Linked DNA regions of Homo sapiens: region 1 is linked to region 2. A link is a loop called in an ENCODE intact Hi-C map of the cell type or tissue named here. Cell type or tissue: IMR-90. All regions are shown on one strand. Each heading gives the region's core, and the rest is flanking DNA. Links, peaks and the distances in the headings are about the cores only.

The links. Peaks named below come from ENCODE experiments on the same cell type or tissue, not always from the same donor. Only the 100,000 strongest peaks of a DNase experiment are listed, where the experiment ranks them.
Region 1: a loop joins it to region 2, with 2.0 times the contacts of the local background. A loop is called at or near these places in 6 of 110 quality-filtered maps.

The regions. Positions count from the first base shown.
Region 1 is chr11:122,279,162-122,289,122 of GRCh38, forward strand. The region is part of intron 2 of MIR100HG (mir-100-let-7a-2-mir-125b-1 cluster host gene); the gene reads right to left. Among named protein-coding and RNA genes, the nearest start is that of MIR100, 130 kb to the left of the region's middle. In IMR-90, for the core only: no CTCF peak of the experiment used is centred there; a DNase peak (open chromatin) is centred at 6,020; H3K27ac peaks cover 1,166 bases.
Region 2 is chr11:122,229,559-122,239,519 of GRCh38, forward strand. All of the region lies in intron 2 of MIR100HG (mir-100-let-7a-2-mir-125b-1 cluster host gene), which reads right to left. Among named protein-coding and RNA genes, the nearest start is that of MIR100, 82 kb to the left of the region's middle. RefSeq lists an enhancer at 291-1,121. In IMR-90, for the core only: no CTCF peak of the experiment used is centred there; a DNase peak (open chromatin) is centred at 6,303; H3K27ac peaks cover 2,194 bases.

The DNA.
Region 1 (9,961 bases), core at 1,285-9,284, 50 kb after region 2:
ATTTCATACTTTCCCAAGAAAGATTATTTATGGATTGCAGCTCATGAAATTATATGCAATAATTGTTATTATGGAAATCTTCCCAGAATGCTATATGAAACAGACTAATGTGACTGGGGTTTTATTTAATCTTATAGTTGTTTTTTACAAATTCATAGATACAAATTTAATTTTTTTTTTTTTTACTGTGGGAGAATGTTGAGGTTGCCATAGCAACAAGTTAAAGCAATAGAGTGTATGTGATGGACTAAGATGCTTGGTGCTAGCCATGCCAGCAAAAAAATAAAATGATTGTATCATACAGAAAACTAGACTAAGGGCTATGGTGTGATAGTCAACTATTTGTCTTTCACCTTCTATTTATTATAATTTAAGACACTGATTAGTTGACAATTTTGACAATATTGCTAGTTTATTGCTAGTTCTGTAATGAAATTAATTTTAGAATAAAGATCATCATTCTAACCACCCTATCCCCACCTGCCTGAGGGGAAAAAATACACACACACACACACACACACACACACACACACACACACACACACAGATATCTACTGCATAACAACATTTTGGTCAACAACATACCACATATACAATGGTGGTCCCATAAGGTTTTAATGGAGCTGATAAATTCCTATCTCCTAGTGATGTCATAGCCATCGTAACGTCATAGCATAACACATCACCTTTTCCATATTTAGATATGTTTAGATGCACAAATACTTGTTTTGCAGTTGTTTACAGTGTTCAGTACAGTAACATGCTGTACAGGTTTGTGGCCTAGGAACAATAGGCTATACAAAATAGCTCAGGTGTGTAGTAGGTTATACCAACTAAAGTTGTGTAAGCACACTCTATGCTGATCACACAACAATGAAATCACTTCATGATGCAGTCCTCAGAATATATCTTCATTGTTAAGTAAAGCATGACTATGTATGATGCATGACTGTCTCTCATATCCATTTATGTATCTATTCATGAGAGGTTTGGGAGCAAATTTTTAAAACAATTACTCCAACTCTCTGATTTACTTTACCACACAGACAGGGTCTTTATTGATCCCTTCTCTGTGGACCGGAAGCCTATTTTTCCGCCATATATTTGCAACTCATTCAAATGATCATCATTACCTTACAGAAAATTAAACGATTCAAGTGGTGCTATCCTACCTTCCCCCAGAGATATTATTCTCCTTTCTAAGTGACCCTAGGCTTCAAAGTGTCTAGAGGCACTGACACGTGTCTTGAGACAACAAAAAAGACAGGTGACTTGGATTATCATGCAGGATCCAGAATAAGCATGTGGTCAGCTAGAGTAGTTTGGCAAGTAAGGATGATTTGGGGTGACTAATATTCCTAACTGTTCTTTGAATGAGTAAAATAAAATAAGAAAAAAAATTGCTTATTTTCAGATTTCCTTTCTCACTGAAGCCCTAGAAGGTAATTCAAGAAAACCTTCAACTCTTGTGGGGGGCGGAGGGGAGAAGAAACATGACATCTCCACTTTTAGCCTAGAGTCCCCCTTTTCTCCCCATCTCATTATGTCATTTCTATTTACATGTGCTGATTAAATAATTTCTTCTCCAGCCCCCTCCTTGCTTCATTCAGAAACTGTATTGACCCAACTTCCTGGAGAGGAAACCCAAGCTTTGAGAGCCCCTTCCCTAACTGGGATAGCAGGAGCCACGCAGGGAACAGATTCTGACCCTGGGAGAAGTCATTACTATATTGAGAAGCATGACACAAAAGATGCAGACCCTCAACTCCACTGCAATAGTATGAAGCATTTTAATGTAGAACAGGAAGGCATATGCAAACGTAAAGAGGAATTAAATTCGGTACAACGCCAGACAGTCTCCAGCGCCCCCACCCCCTTGACTGCTCCTGCTACAAACCAGGGTCAAAGGCAGAGGGGATCAATAATGCTAAAGAGTAGTGCTGCAGTAAGAAACAAATCATTGCAAATAGATAAAATGGTCTCTGTGCTCAGGGCTCCTGATGAAAGTCCCACATCTGCCATTTGACATTAGCCTAGTGACACCCCCTCCATAGGAGAGGGGAATAAGCAAGAGAGATAGGGAAAGAAATAGCAGGAGCCGGGGGTGATATCACAGGATTGTGTTGTCTTCAACTGAGAAGCCCCAAATACCTGTGTCCGTCTGGCCAATTCAAGGAGAAATCACTGAGGTTGTAAACTATTTTTAGAATCACTGGGGATAAACTATACCTCAGTTTCAAGAGGTCATAAGGTAGCTTAGTGAAGTCAACAGAAGGATAAACAGAAAGCTAATTGTATTTAATGACTTATATTTGTTAAGTGCTTATAACATAAACCATGCATTTTACTAATAAGAAATGCAGGCTGGGCTCAGTGGCTCACGCCTGTAATCCCAGCACTTTGGGAGGCCGAGGCAGGTGGATCACCTGAGATCAGGAGATTAAGACTAGCCTGGCCAACATGGTGAAACCCGTATCTACTAAAAATACAAAAAATTAGGCATATGTGGTGGCTTATGCCTGTAGTCCCAGCTACTTGGGAGGCTGAGGCACGAGAATCCCTTGAACCCAGGAGGCAGAGGTTGCAATGAGCCGACATTAGGCCACTGCACTCCAGCCTGGACAACAAATTGAGACTCGGTCTCCAAAAAAAAAAAAAAAAGAGGCCGGGCGCGGTGGCTCACGCCTGTAATCCCAGCACTTTGGGAGGCCGAGGTGGGCGGATCACGAGGTCAGGAGATCGAGACCATCCTGGCTAACACGGTGATACCCTGTCTCTACTAAAAATACAAAAAAATCAGCCAGGCGCAGTGGCGGGCGCCTGTAGTCCCAGCCACTCGGGAGGCTGAGGCAGGAGAATGGCGTGAACCCGGGAGGCGGAACTTGCAGTGAGCCGAGACTGCGCCACTGCACCCCAGCCTGGGTGACAGAGTAAGATTCTGTTTTGGAAAAAAAAAAAAAAGAAAGAAAGAAAGAAGGAAAGAAAGAGAGAGAGAGAGAGAGAGAAAGAAAGAAAGAAAGAAAGAAAGAAAGAAAGAAAGAAAGAAAGAAAGAAAGAAAGAAAGAAAGAAAGAAAGAGAGAGAGAGAGAGAGAGAGAAAGAAAGAAAGAAAGAAAGAAAGAAAGAAACAGAAAGAGAAAGATGAGGCTCAGAGAAATTAAATCACTTTCCCAGTATCATAAGATTATAAATGGTAGATCCAGGACCAAGGTCTGCTTCACTATAAAGCGAGATAGTGCTCTTAACCCCAATGTTACCTCTCTCAAGGTTCATTTGTAAATACAATTAAATATCTTTCTCAAAGCATTTCCTGTTGTCGTGGTCTTCAACAGGTAGAGGTCATTAGTGTGCATGTGACCTATCTGGATTCATAGCCCCTGATGAAATAAGGAGAAAAGTGTCTCTAAAGGTGATTGTGCTGTCTGGTTATAGGGTAGAGCCATAAAACAATGGATTGTAGGGAAATGCAGTCAGCATAGAGATTTAAGCCTAGTACTATACCATTTGCTTCCGTTGGCTAAATCTGTTCAGAGAAAATTATGCTGTTGAATTAAAGCAATAAACTGGTGATTTCTACTGTTGGTCATTAATCTTCTGTGTTTTTGTTGTTGTTGTCAATATATGACATATAATGGTGAGAACCTTCACTGATAGAAGCAAGAGTAGTATAGGAGACAGAGAACTGCTTGCCAAGAAATAAATTCCATATTGGGAGTGCACTTTTGCCTTTTCTGTAGGCAAAACGGCCTCAGTATTCCCAAGTCTCTTGACTCACTTCACTGATGCTACCCTAGCGGTAAAAAAGGAAAAACTCTAAATGACCAACAACCACTTTGTTTTACTTGTGGTTGAAAATTATTTTTCTGCTTTATGAAGGAAAGTAAGATTTATTGAGCAGGTACAATACATTTCTTATGCTAGGTGATTTATACACACATTATCTCACCGACTTCTCACAACTGTCTTTTGAGATACTACATGCCCACCTTCCAGCTGATGGAACTGGAGTTAGAGTGATCAATTTGCCTGGAGCAGCAATCTATGTAGCTGCATAGGAATTCAAGTCCACATTCTTGGGACTTTCCAGTCAGTACTCTTTCCTCTACTCTCTTCCTTGGTCCTCTTTAATGATTTAGGTCCTTGTCACACCTCTTTGGGTTATCATTCTAAATTTCAACAGTCATAGATCAATAGAGTAGGAGGTATAGATCAGAGGTGCCCAATCTTTTGACTTCCCCGGGACACACTGGAAGAAGAAGAATTGTCTAAGGCCACACATAAAACACACTAACGCTAGCGATAGCTGATGAGATTTTTTTTTTAATCGCAAAATATCTCATAATGTTTTAAGAAAGTTTACAAATTTGTGTTGGGCCACTTTCAAAGCCATCCTGGGTCACATGTGCCCCACGGGTCATGGGTTACACAAGCTTGGTATAGAAGATTAAGCTGAAAAAGTGTACTGAAATAAATGTATATTCTTGAAGTTAATGCTTTGTCTAAACTCTTAAGCTAATGGGTTTATCTCTCTTTATCTCTTTCAACTAAAGTTGGAATATAGAAAAATCATTTTAATTACTTGAAAGTTTGGGTTAGCTGATTCCAGATTTCTGGAGACTTAAAGATAAGCATCTCATGTCAAAAAAAAAAACCCCTCTATTGGATAATGAATAATTGGCAAAGAATGTGAGAGGAGGAGATATAATGCGTCTTCAACCTCTGAGAACCATGCATGTAGAGGAAAGAGCTTGATCTGAAAGTCACCCAGTCCCAAATGAGAATGCTGGATCCACCACTGGGTAAAGTGGAGCAAGTTATTTTATGTCTCTGAGCCTCTTTCTCTTCATCTTTATAATCTAAATGATGCCATCAACCTTAGAGTGTTGTTATGAGGGCCAAATGAGATGATATATACAAAATGTCAAGCATTCTGCCTGGCACATAGACACCTTCAGTAAAGCTTAGTTTCTTGCCCAATCCCTTCTGATATAGCTTTTTATTAATGTAGATTTTTTTAAATTTTATTTTTAAATTTTTGAGATTTTCAAAATATTTTTACATTTTGGGGGGTTCCATCATGATATTTTGATACATGTCATGTGTAGTGATCAGGTCAGATGAATTAGCATATCCATCACCTCAAATGTTTGTCATTTCTATGTATTGGGAAGTTCACTATCCTCTCTTCTAGCTATTTGAAAATACATATTATTGTTAACTACAGTCATCTTACAGTGTGCTAAAGCACTAGAAGTTATCTCTCTCATCTGGTTGGTACAGCCACTATGAAGAACAGTATGGCAGTTTCTTAAAAAGTGTATCCAGCAATCCCACTACTGGGTTTTTTTGTTTGTTTGTTTGTTTGTTTGTTTTTTAGATGGAGTTTCACTCTGTTGCACGGCTAGAGCGCAGTGGCGTGGTCTCGGCTCACTGCAACCTCCGCCTCCCAGGTTCAAGTAATTCTCCTGCCTCAACCTCCCAAGTAGCTGAGACTACAGGTACCTGCCACCACACCCAGCTAATTTTTGTATTTTTAGTAGAGACAGAGTTTCACCATGTTGGCCAGGCTGGTCTCGAACTCCTGACCTCAAGTGATTCGCCCGCCTCAGCCTCCCAATGTGTGGGGATTACAGGCATGAGCCACCATGCCTGGCACAGTACTGGGTATTTATCCAAAGAAAAGGAAATTGATATGTCAAAGAGGTGTCAACACCTTGATGTTCACTGCATCACTATTCACAATGGCCAAGATATGGAATCAACCCAAGTGTCCAACAACAAATGAACAGATAAAGCAAATGTAGTATATGTGCCCAATGGAATACTATTCAGCCATAAAAAAAGAATAAAATCCTGTCATTTGCGGCAACATGGATGAGAGCCTGGAGAACAATATGTTAAGTTAAATAAGCCAGGAACAGAAAGTTAAACACCACATGTTCTCATTCTTGTGTGGAAACTAAAGAAGTTGCTCTCACAGAAGCAGAGTAGAACAGAGGTTACTAGAGGCTAAGAAGGCTAGGGGGAAGGAGGACAGAGATTTATTAAACTATGCATCTGTTTATTATACTTGGATAAGTTGGCTTGAGGGCATGTGCAGTGCACACTGTAGTCCAGTGGAGAGTCCATCTAGGGAGGAAATTGTTTCTTATTCTCACTTTCTGCAAATTGAATTGGTTGGAGGAAGAGGCCATTTATAGCCTTGCCATTTATAACCATGGCTACACTGGTATTCATGGCTGGGAAGGTGGCATTTCAAACAAAGAATGTCTGACAATTGTAGGCCCAGATGATTACTTTACTACTATTTGTTGTGTTGTAGAACAGATCTCCATATTGTGTCATTCGGAGTCACTCACAACTGCCTGGATCCCACAGATGGTGTCTCCGCTTTTATACTGCCCTACTTTCCCAGAATTTCTCCATCTCCAGGGCCATTACCGCCTCCTGACTCTCTCGCACTTATCTTATTATGCTATTATCCTGCACCCAGCACTGGCTGTTTTATTTTCTACTTTCTGCCACAATATTATGGTCCTGAGTTGCAGCCTCCTAGATAGTGTCTGTCTGCTTACTGTTTGTGTGCTTCGCTGGGGAAAAGGGTGGTACGCAGTCTCCATTTGTACATACGTTATCAGAGGAGAGACAATGCCAAAGCATTCAGGGGAGCGGGAACATGCTACTGGGGATGCTGCAGGCAGAGGGAGAGGTAGAGCACTCCAGCTAAAAGAATTAAAACCCATAGTTTAAAGTCACCACATACCCTGATACATAAACAATCCAGACTGAAAGGGAAAGTTAGCAATTAGCTAGCAAATTATTTTTACATTCGTTCTCCTTTTTGAAAAATCACTTTGCAGTATTAATATCAAGAGTGACTGCCTACACAGAGTTCTCTGCCTCAATTACAGCCATGTTTGCATATAGATTGAACAGAATGGAATTCAAGGGTTGTTTGGATCCAGTGCCAGGTTCAAATTACACCTTGAGTTTCAAGTATTAGTTGTGTCATCTGGATTATAGTCTTAGCTCTGCAATGAGTCTGCCAGATTACTCAATGTCTTTGAGCCCCCATTTCCTCATCTATAAAATGGGAATAATACTGTCTATCTTGCATGGTTTTAGGAAAGATAAATGAAATATATATGAGCTTCTGATTTTGTGCCTGATTCATAATCAGAGCAACTGATGTCTCTTTACTCATCCTTCTTCGTTCTTTAACACTCAAATTCATCATCACTGCATCAATCCACAAGCAATTAATTATTACATAACCCTGATGGCCTATCTTACCAGCTAAAATGAAGTTTCCATGGGGCTAGAATCATTGCATTTTACTCAGCCCAGGGACTTAGACTAAAAGCTCAACAAATATTAGTGGATTTAGGAGAGAGTGGGATGATAAACCTGTACAACAACTGATGAGTTCAAGGGAAGAGAAGATTATAGTTTTCCTAATTTGATTTTTTAGCCACATTCTTATACAAATTATCATTAGTAGTAACCTTTTCAAAAATATTCTTTCTCTATTTTTATGTACAGAAAATGAGAGAGAGAAAGAAAGAAAGAGAGAAAGAGAGAGAAACAGAGAAAGAAGATAATCCTTAGAAGCTTCCTATGCTAAATAGCAGTCTCTGACCCATATTAACCAGAATGCTCACAGAAAACAAACCAATCACTTCTAAGGATAATTACTACTAATTATCTTCATTAGTAAAGATATTGTAAGGCCAGATGATTACTTTACTACTGTTCGTTGCAGGCATGATAAAGTTTGAATCAAACTCTGATTTACTATTAATTCTCTTTATTAGTAAAGATAACTAGCAGTAATAATATTAGTATTACCACTAGTTTAGTATCAATACTACTAAATACTAGTAGAACTAGTATTATTACTATTAATAATTACAATTCACTACTAACCACTTCTAGAGATAATTTAGAAGGAAGATGTGATTTAGGAAAAGAGGGAGGGAGAACCCCTGCCTCCCACAGCTAAACAAAAGTGACTTTTCAATTTTCTGACATTTTAATATTATCAGTGTTAGTATTCTAGTCCAGTGATGAAACAGATTGAAAGTTGACAGTGTATCTTTCCTGAACTCTCAAGCAGATCATAATCAGACATCATCTTTATTTACTGAACACCTACTACGTGTCCCTAGCTCAGCAGCCCAGAAACTAATTCAGATCACCTTAGCCCCCACGGGATGAAGTTTGAGCCATGCATGATAAAGTTTGAATCAAACTCTGATTTAGAAGGAAGAAACAAGCGAGCCGCCTCAAAAGGAAGGAAAAAGGCACCGGCCCCCATTCTGGGAGGGACATCGCCTCGACCTCTCCTCAAAGGAAGTCTTAAGTGTGGACCCAGGTGCTGCTGAGGGGGGCCTGGTAGGGCGGGGGAAGATAAAAGGCTTTCTGGAGGCCCTCTGACCCCAGCCATCCCACGGGAAATGAGCGAGGAGGCTGCTGGCTGGCAGACAAGCAGGTGTGCCCTTCAGAAGCCACGGAGATTAGCTGGGGCTTATCCAAACCTCTGCAGGAGGCAAATCTCTCCTGGTTCTCTCAGGAGACCTCGGTGCTCCTCTGGCATCAAATAAGCCAGATGCAGAATGAACGTCAACTTGGCCTTTTGTGAATCTAGGGCCCCAGACTGGGAATCGGGACACTATCATACTCACCAGGGCCCCAAAGAGAATAAGTTTTTAGAGAGTAAATTTAAAAAAGGAAAAGGGGGAGAAAAATGACTTCAAGGCAAGATCACAGATGAAGCTTCACTTATGTTTGAATCTTTGTCTTTGGAGCAATTGTCTGCCACCCATATTAGACCAAAAGCTGCTTTTTTCTCTAGAAAACAACTTCTGGGGAAAATAGGTGATATTTGTTCTTCAGCAAAGGTAAAAACCAGAAGACTCAAAGGTTGAGAGCTCTCTTTCTCAGAAACTCCAAAAGAAGAAAGCAAATTAGCAATTTCAGCAGTGAGAGGAGGGGGACGTAGGTCCCCATGGGTGTAGAATATGTCAGCTTTGTGCTGTGTCAAAGTATATGGATGTCCAAGAAAGATCAGTGGTGTTAGATCCAGCCGATCAAATATGCATTGAAATTCTGATTCTTCTATGTATCTGCTGTGTTATTTTAAAGCAGTCACTTAACCTCTCTGAGCATCAATCATCCCACCCTAAGATGAGCCCAGCAATGGCTCCTTCACAGAGCAGTTTAAGCATTAATAGGATAACTTATGTAAACACCTGGCATAGTAACCAGCACATAGAAGACGCTAAAGAAAAATTAGCACCTTCTATTTTTCCCTTTCTTTCAGCAATCCAATCATATATATATTAGCTATACAGATAGATATTATATATCTACTATATATTACATAAAATGATGGATTACATATTTTATATATCTACAATGTATATTATATAATTGATATATATTATATGATATATAATTGATATATATCAGTGTTACTATTACATTCAATGATGAAACAGATTGAAAGTTATATATATACAATATGATATATAATTATATGATATATAAGAGATATATATTATATGATAATAATTGATACATATCAATTAATATCATTGATATCAGAAGTCACAGGTATCAATTATATATCATATATGTCATATGTCAGATATCAATTATATATTTTATATTATAGATCTATATTTTATATATATCTATATATAGATATATTTTATATTATAGATATATATTTTATATATATATTATAGGTATATATTTATATATATCTCCCTCATATAAAACAAAAGATAAAATCCTTACTATTTTGGACCTGTAGAAACCCATTCTCAGCAGGATAAGTACTTGCCCAAACTTCACATAGACAGAAAGAGCAGAGGTTAGAACACAGATCTCCCTGATGCCCTTGCTAGAACTTGCTGTTTAATTGGCACCATAAAGACAGCCTAATACTCAGTCTCAGA
Region 2 (9,961 bases), core at 1,307-9,306:
CACAGTGGAGACCAGAGGAGGGGAGTCAAATGAGAATGCTAAATGTTTGGAACCCAGTGGCTAAGAAAGACGTTGCCAAGTGTCACACTGAAAACAGGAAAGCTTTCCTGGGCCCTGGGTGTGGAGGCCACCGAACAATGAAAGGGGAAGCCTGTAAGAAGAATAACAATGACACGGAAGCCTGCTCCAGCCTGGTGAAATCCCTTCTGCAGTTTTTACAAGAAGCAAAACAAACAACAGTCTGACCCCTCGGCTCGCCCCCGACGCCACACCCCCTCCTCAGTCCGCATGTTGGGTCAGGAAGGGCAGTGGTGTGGCCAGATCCATGAAAGGGATTCTAAGAACAAAGCCTGTGCCGTTTACCTGCAGATCAAAGTTTGCCGTTAATAACATGTGTGTTGGAGAGGGCAGAGAGAGGACCGTTGCCCCTGCATTCCATTAAAAAGGGATTATGGGCTGTCTGACCAGGTAAGCAGTGTGATCTGTGAACAGAAACTTGTCCTTTGGAAGTGGGGCTGTGGCAAAACAAAAGCCTTAGGAGACGTAATCAGCAACCGTTCACTGCAGCAGGGCGGGTGGCGCGGTGTCTGTGTTTGTGCCTGTGTGCAAGGGCATGTGCGATATTTTCTGCTGTTGCTAAGATGGGTTCCCCCTTCACTGGCCTCTCGCCCAATCGAAAGGTAGCTGCTCCTCATTGGCTGCCTGGCTTTATCGAATGACCATGACGAGCTGGAGCGAAGCCCACCTCATTGGCTTATTCCTATGGCCATTGTCAGGGGAGAGCAAATCAGACACCTAATCAATATTTTGTGAAGTGGCACTAGACTCTTGGCTAAATTTGCATTAAATTTCTCCCTGTCTGTGCCTTTGCACTCAGATAAGCATCATATTAACTTCGGGGATAGAGAGAGAGACGAGCAATCAAACACTGTCATCCTTCAGCCATTTTGGATGAATCTCTGAGTCTTGGCAAAAATCTTGGAGTGCCGAGCGTGCAACAGAGAAATTAGTCATAAACAGATGCAAACCTCCCGAGCAGAGACATATTTAACTAGGCTAGATTAGTGGTGGCCCTTCTAGACAAAAACTGATTTACTTCCTTCCTTCTTCTTTCCTTCCTTCCTTCCTTCCTATATTCATTCAACAATTATTTATTGCACACCTATTCTGAGTCAGGTTCTTCGATGGCCCCGGATATATCACTGTGCCAGGCAAGAAATATTTCCCTGCTAGGTCTTTCAGGGTGCTAAAGGGCCGGGGTTCATCACATGGTAAATTACCTGGCTCTTGAAGAAAAGAGAGGGGGCTCTGATCATCATCCATGGAACGAGATGGAACCGAAGTCCCACAGATGAAAGTCTCCTGAGTAGGCACAGATTCTGAATGAAAAACTGGCCTAGTAACTGGAGTTCCCCAGAATTCAACATGAATGTCAGTTAAAATGTGGATAGGTAGTGGTCCTGAGGAAGAGAAAAAAATGGATGTGAATACATTTCCTGTCTTTCAGAGAAAACCAGGAAAGAAATTCCACATGCCCTCTACCTCCCATCACTAAGCAGCTAAGCTATACCTGCACCCCTGCCCTCTGCGCTCCTTCCTGTTGGAACAAACAACGAGGCGTGTTTCTATCAAAATCAACGCTTTGGCTTGTGTACAAGTCCCAGCGCCATTCGCCCACTCAAGCATCTCCTGTCATTCTCACCTTGTTCTCTTACATCATCAAATTTTCAATCTTCCCCTCTCATCATCATTAAAAAATGCTGCAATATCCCTCATCTTTAAAAATAAAGATAATTAAAAAAAACACACACACAACTCTTTATAGATCCAAGGCTGATGTTCAGCCAGCGCCCATGAGCACTATTATGGTGATTGCTAAAATACTGAAAGAATTCTGGATGGGTTGGTGAGCACTGCTACCCTGAGCCTCCCGAGTATCTGCCTCTGACCTTTTCCAACCTAGCCTCTTCCCTGGGACCTCCTGGACAGCCTATAATCCAGAAACCAAAAGGTTAATGCCAGGACCAGCAAAGTCCTCCAAGACCCTGCTCCAGACCTATAGGCAGCATCCCTTCTGACTGCTCAGTGCCCATGCCATAGTTATTCTAATAGCATCCCTGCTTAGACACGGCATTTTCTTCGAGTCATTCCCTCTTCCCCTCGCCACTACTTTCCTCTCCTTTAGAGTAAAACCCCTGGAAGAGTTGTCTATCCTGTCTCCATTTATCTTTTTTTCTTTTTTGAACCCATTTCAACCAGATTATGTTTCCAATCTCTCCAGCATCACTTTTCTCAAGGTTATCAAGGAAACCTCCACTTTGCCAAATCCAAAGATCAGGCCTCAGTCCTCATCTTATTTGGCTTACTAGTGTCATTTGACACAGCTGACCAATTCCTTTTCCTTAAAACATCTTTTTTTGTTACTTTCTTTCCTTGTCTCTGAGACGCCACTTTCTCCTGGCTCTCCTTCTTTCCGTCGGTCTGCCTTTTGCTCTCCTTTTCTGGTTCCGTCTCACCATCCTGGTCCCTAAGGCTGAAGCTCTCTAGGGCCCAGTCTCTGGAATCTCATCTATTTTCCTCTCTGCATTCACTCTTTGGGTGATCTCTTCTAGTCCCTTGACACTGAATACCATCTATATGCCAATGATTGTCAAATTTCTATTTCCTGCACCAACATTTCTACACTCATAATCCAATTGTCACTCTGCGCCTTCACTTGAATATATAATATACATCTCAAATTTAAGTTGTGTAGAACTGCGCCCTTGCTATTCCCATCAAAACTTCTTTTTCTTGCCCCTGGTCTTCATCTTAGAAAGTGACAACATCATTTTTCCTATTGCTGAGGCCAAAATCCTTGGAGTCAGCCTTGACTCCTCTCTTTTCTCTCACACCAAACTATAATCTACCAGTAAATTCTGAAGCCCTACCCTCAAATCAGACCCAGAATCTAACGATTTATCACCACCTCCCACCACAGCCATTTAAGTCCAAACCACTATCATGTGTCTCCTTTATTAATGCCATGATGATGCAAAGGTTTCCCTGCTGTCAGCCCGGCCCCTTTTACAATCTCTTCTTTGCACATTGGCTGAATAAGTCTCTTCAAGTAAATTTAGTTCATTATACTCCTTTGCTCAGAGTTTCCAAATGGGTTTCATCTCGCCTAGAATAAAATTCAAAGTCTATACACTACAGTTAGACACTAAATGGAGCCCACACATTATTAGCTGGGTTCCGGCTTTGCTCCACAGTGTGGCCATCTTCCAAATATGTTATTCATCACAAGGAAGACTGGGTAAGAATATGAATGTTTTATTATGCAAATCTAAAAATAAAACAAACAAAAACAAAATATTTGTTACAAAGTTAAATCTTAATGATGGTCCCTTATGAACTTCAACTTTTTATTTAAGGGCACTATATTGCCTTAATGTGCATTAAAATGATTTCATTTTGTCTCCATTCATACCATGAGCTGAAATTAAATTATGTCTAATTGTCAGTGTACATAGTGGGCAGTATTGAATCAACAAATGCTTAGAAAATGACCTTTTTTTTTTTGAGACTGGTTCTCACTCTATCATCAAGGCCAGAGTGCAGTGGAGCGGAGCAATCATGACTCACTGCAGCCTTGACTTCCTAGGCTCAAGCGATCCTCCCACATCAGCCTCCAGAGTAGCTGGGACTACAGGCATGAACCATCACATCTGGTTAATTTTTGTATTTTTGTAGAGATGGGGTTTTGCCATGTTGCCCAGGTTGGTCTTGAATTCCTGGGCTCGAGCAATCTGCCCATCTCAGCCTCCCAAAGTGCTGGGATCGCAGGTGTGAGCCACTGGACTTCTTATTAATTACCTGTGAGGATGATAATGATAATCATAAATTGAATATTCCTGGGTAAGTTATGGCATTTTATGTATTTAAATTACATATATTTCCAACAACTTTATCTCCATTCTAAAGGTGCAGCCACAGTTTTGTGGCTCAGAAAATTTGATGCCTTAATCAAGGTATAGTACTTGCTATGGTAAGTAACACAGTTTGAGAGCAATGGTCTGTGTGGCTTCAATGTTTGTGCTTTTGCAATAGCCATATCATGGTGAACCATTTACAGATGTAATACTTTTGTCTTTATCATGCTATCATCATTATTATCTCAACAAACTCTAAGGATCACTGACAAGTGAGAAGCTGATACTGCTGTCCTTGGTCTATGAATGAGTATGCTGAGCTCCAAAGAGCCTCAAGCTCAAGTAAGAAGAAAACCCCAGTCCTCTGTTCCCCTCTCCCAGTATGTTTCCCCTAGTGTCTCATGCTACTTTACCCATATTTTTCTTAGCTAAGTGAGTGAATTGGACCTATTTACCCTTAGAGTTCCAGAACAGATTTCCTAGAATCTATCAGTTTGCAGGTCACCTTTTTCATATACCATGCTTTACAATGCCAATTCCCCATCTGCCAGAACATAAGCCTTCTTTCTGAAGATGCTCTCAAGCCCATGGGGAGCTGAGCTCAAATGTACTAATTTTCTGATGTCAAATTCCAATCAGGTGTTTGTTTTTAATATGAAAAAGAAACTAGACAAATTCAAAACTGTGCACATGCACTTGTATATTCTGACATAATCCAATAAAGAACAACTTCCTATGTGGTGGAGAATCTCCTAGATTTCATATTATTTTTTGAGAATTTAGTTTTTATGAACTAATCATGACTTACCCCTGTTTGCACCAAATATGCCCCTTTTGTCAATAGCCTCTGTGTTGAATGATTCTTCTGTCCTTGGTCCAGGGAAGAACCAAGGAGGGAGAATCCTATTGAGGAATCAGAACAATGGAGTGACATTGTGTAGCCTCTGCCACAAGAAGGCTGATCTTCTAGGTCACATAAATATGAAGCCCCAGCTGGCCAAGTGAATCAGGATACAAGTATAGCTATTAGGAGATGCATGTCTTAGTTTCACTTCTCTAAAGAAAACAGAAATTCATACAAAGCTCTGCCATAGGGTCAACTTCATGGGTTGAATAAATGAATGAATGGTCATTCAGTCATTCAACAAGTACACCTGCTGTTTTCAAGTCACTGCTGTCAGTGTTACGAAGAGAAATCCTTTTTAAAGTTCTTCATTGTATGTACAAGTTATATATAAAGAGTCACTTTGACTGAATGTTGCTGCTAGATACTTCAGCACTTGGATACCTGCACATTCTGCTGAAGGAAACTCACCCTGGGACAATCAGGGTTAGAGAAGCAATGGTATAGTAACACATCCATTTAGTACAGTCCGCAGAAATAATTTTAACACATATGAAACACAACCATGTCTAATGAAGAAAGTAAACCTCTTTTAAATGAATTGCTAATATTATAGTCTACTTAGAATAAATATTTTCAGACAAAGACAAGCCCAGTGGTTGCACAAGCTAAGCAAGCCCAGCTTATTGTCCAGGAATTTAAATAAGTGCATTTTTTAAAGGTATGCTAATTCTGAGTTGGTTTATTAAAATTAATCTTGGAGATGATTTTTCAGCAATCAATGAATTTCTTTAAGACGAGTTATACCGTTGAGATATAATAGTCAGATGCTGTCACATTCATAGTTAACAAGCTTTCTTCTAAGTATTTTTCATGTGTGTGATCTGTGATCATAAGATTCCTGAGGGCAGAATTACAGTTACTCTTTCAAAGAGGAGTAGCTTCTTATCCTCCAATGTTTTATCAGTGCTGAGTACAGAAAGGACTCTTGTACAAAGTTCAAAACAGAAATAGACGGTCTCACTAACAGGAATACTTATATGGACTAGAAAAAGGTAACCATGACACCAGAGACCAAGGGCATCTATAATACAATGGGGACCTACCAATTCACATGATTCAGAGGGAAAAGAAACTGGGCAGGTCTGGCTTGCTTCTCTTGGTACCTCCATGAAATCTGCAGGGCTCTGCAAAGAACAGTTTGAAGACCACGGATATAGCCTACCTTCTAATTTCTCAAAAAGAGAAACTGAGACCAAGAAAGGCAAAATGGCTTCTCCAAAATTATATAACCAACTGTTACTGAGCTGAAATTAGTTTCCTGTTTCCCAAGACAGTACTTTTCCTCATCCCAGACTCATCTCAATTTCAGAGTTTACTGCAGCCTCCCTCCAGCAACCTTTCCTCTCTATTTCAGGCAACCAGAGCAAGCCAGGTTGGGACTGAGCCACCCAAAGCCATTTGTCAGTGCCAGTCTCCCACTGGGCAATGCTAACCCCAGCATCTGGTCCTGGTTTCTAGCACTTACGCTGTCGTGATTAAAGAGTTGACATATGTAAACAAACCATAACTTAAGCACAACATGGTCAGTGAGTAGAGCCCAAACGTGGATGAGTGCTGACTCATAAGTTAAGAAGGAGCCAGTTTAGAAATTTCTAGTCTTGTTTTTCTCTTGTGACAGGTATATAAATATTGCAATTGCTACAGACAGCTTTTTTTTGTGCTTTACATTGATTTTTATTTTATTATTATTTTTTTCTTTCCAATGTTTAGGTTCAGGGGTACATGTGCAGGTTTGTTACATGGGTTTATTGTGTGTTGTGGGGGTTTAGTGTACAGGTTGTTTCATCATACATATATATATGTGTGTGTGTGTATATATATATATCCTATAGATATATATATCCTATTTTATACATATATATCCTGTAAGTCTGTACCTCTAGAGAACCCTAATACAATGTGATATACCACATAAACAGAATTAAAAACAAAAATCACATGATCATCTCAATAGATGCAGAAACAGCATTTGATAAAATGCAGCATCCCTTTATGATTAAAACTCTCACCAAACTCTCTGGTACCAAGCCTAGTACCCAATAGATAGTTTTTTGATCTTCACCATCCTTCCACCCTCCACACTCAAGTAGGCCCCATGTCTATTGTTCCCTTTTGTGTGTCCATGTGTATTTAATGTTTAGCTCTCACTTATAAGTGAGAATATGTGGTATTAGGTTTTCTGTTCTAGCGTGAGTTTGCTTAGGATAACGGCCTCCAGCTCCTTCCATGTTGCTGCAAAGGACATGATTTCATTCTTTTTTTATGGCTGCATACTATTTAATAGTACATATGTATCACATTTTCTTTATCCAGTCCACTGTTGCTGGACATCTAGGTTCATTCTATTTAACCTTTGCTATTGTGAATAGTGCTACAATGAGCACACATGTGCATGTGGCCTTATGGTAGAACAATTTATATTCCTGTGAGAATATATATAATAATGGGATTGTTGGGTTGAATAAAGTTCTATTTTAAGTTCTTTGAGAAACCCACAAATTGCTTTCCACAGACAGCTTCTTGTAATTCTTACGCTCAAATATTTCTTAACCCCATAGCAAGTTTAACAAAATGTATTCTACCCCATTTTGACTAAGTAGGACTTTTTGAGGGCCAGTAGGCTGGAGTTACTTTCAGATTTGAATCAGGTCTTGATTACTCAGTGGGACATGCCAGGGCCAGCATGGTGAGAAAACTCTTTGGGACTCTTTTCAGGTCACCAAAATAATCTTATTTGCTGAGAGTGTACATAATTTTACTGGCTCTCTTCTTGGGACAGACACCATTTTGTGTGGCCACACTCAGACAATATGTGACACAAGATTGAAAGATCCACAGCAACATCAGCAGCATAATCTGAGAGATGTGCTGTTTTCCTCTGTTGCTGAAATCTGGTTGCGTTATTTTGTTTGACTAACAAGTTGTATTTCCCACTTTGTGAAACAAGCTAGAGCCTCGCCATTCAAATTGTGGTCAAGTGCATTAGCAGAACCTGGGAATTGGTTAGATAGGTAGACTCCCAAGCTTCATAGAATCAGACTCACTCAATCAGAATCTGCATTTTAACAAGATGCCCAGTTGATCTGTAAGCACATTAAATTTGAGAAGCACTGATCTAGAGATAAAGACCATGATCCTCTGGCTTCACCATGAGCTCCATCTATAAAATTTCAGTTAGTGGACCACGTTGGTTTTGGACAGTTAAATAGAGAAGAAAAACAAATCCAAAGCTTCCTTAAAGTGAATTCTCTTTTTGCCCCAGCAGGTTTATCACTTTCATCTTTTCCTTTAAGAGCTGTTGGAGAATGATAATGTTTGATGTTGTACCACCATTCAAATCTCATCTTGAATTGTAATCCCATAATCCCCATGTGACATGGGAGGGACCCAGTGGGAGGTAATTGAATCGTGGAGGTCTTTTCCACCCATGCTGTTCTCATGATAGTGAGTGAGTTCTCATGAGATCTGATGGTTTTATAAGGGGCCTCCCCCTTCACCCAGCACTCATTCTCTCTCCTGCTGCCCTGTGAAGAAGTGCCTGGTGCCATGATTGTAAGTTTCCCGAGGCCTCCCCAGCCATGTGGAACTGTGAATCAATTAAACCTCTTTTCCTTATAAATTACTTAGTCACAGGCAGTTCTTTATAGCAGCATGAAAATGAACTAATATAGAGAATAATTTTTTTGAATCACCAATGAGGACTTGAAGGAGGTTATACATCGTGGATTGTTATAGCTGCTAGTATATATGTTGGCTTTAAATTAAGAGTCATTTTGGCTAGGCACAGTGACTCATGCCTGGAATCCCAGCACTTTGGAAGGCTGAGGCAGATGTATCATATGAGGTCAAGAGTTCTAGACCAGTCTGGCCAACATCTACTAAAAATACAAAAATTGGCCAGGTGTAGTGGTGCATGCCTGTAGTCCCAGATACTTGGGAGGCTTGAGGCACAAGAATCACTTGAACCCAGGAGGTGGAGGTTGTAGTAAGCTGAGATGGCACCACTGCACTCCAGCCTGGGTGACAGAGTGAGACTCTGTTTCGGAAAAAAAAAAAAAAAAAAAAAAGGAGTCTCTCCTTCATTTCTAGACATTCAGTTGGCCACCAAGGCCTTTTGATTTTACCTCCTAAATTGTTTTCTAAACTGAGTACTCCCTTTTGTTCCCACTGCTGTACTTTAGAGCTCATCCTTTCACCTATAAAGTGGATATTAAAACAGTCTTTCAACTGCATGACAGGCCTCCCTATGTCATGTTCTCCTCTCATCTAGTGTGTCTTCCAATCTGTTGTCAGAATATTCTCAAAGGCAGCTCTGATCATATTGAAGTCCACCAATGGTATCTGATAAAGTCAACACCTACAAGTATGTTATGCAAGGTCTTTGGTCATGTTGGTTTTTTCTACCTGCCCAATCCCATTTCTTCTACTTTCCTACTTTTATTCCAACCTCCCAACATACACTCCATGCCTTCCCCTTTGCCCAGGCAGCCTCTCTGCTGGGATTTCTCCTTTTTCTCTCTCTTCCAGATAAACCTCTTCTTCTAAGATCATGTCATGCTTTTTATGTGACGCTCTTCTTGACCATGACTCTCTACCACTAAGGTAGAGTTGACCATCCTCAGAGCCTGATAGCACTTCATACTTGCTCTATAAGCAGTGCTTTCACTGAACTGAAGTGTTGGTAAATGTGTCTATTGTTGTACTAGTCTAGAAGAACTTAGGGCCGGGAACCATGTCATATCTTTCTTTTTTTTTTTTTTTTGTATCTTGAGTATCAAGTACCATTGCTAACATATAGTATATTAACTCTCAATAAATATTGATGAATTAAATAACTAAATGAATATAGTCATTGTGCAAAATAGCTATCCCATTGTCCCTGGGAACTGTGAAAACTATGCAGCCTCCACAGGTCTAGGAACTATTTTCAAAGGATGAATCTTTCAATTTCTCCAATAATGGATATTAAGGAATTGGACTGACGTTAACAGTAAAAATTACCTACATGAGCTCTGCCACTACCATAAAGGAAAACAATCCTATCTCAAATCCTGTATCAAACACCAGATCACCTGTGACATCTAGTGAAGAGCAGAATTATAGCCTAAGGCACAACCATGTTGTGCCCTACCTTCCAGTG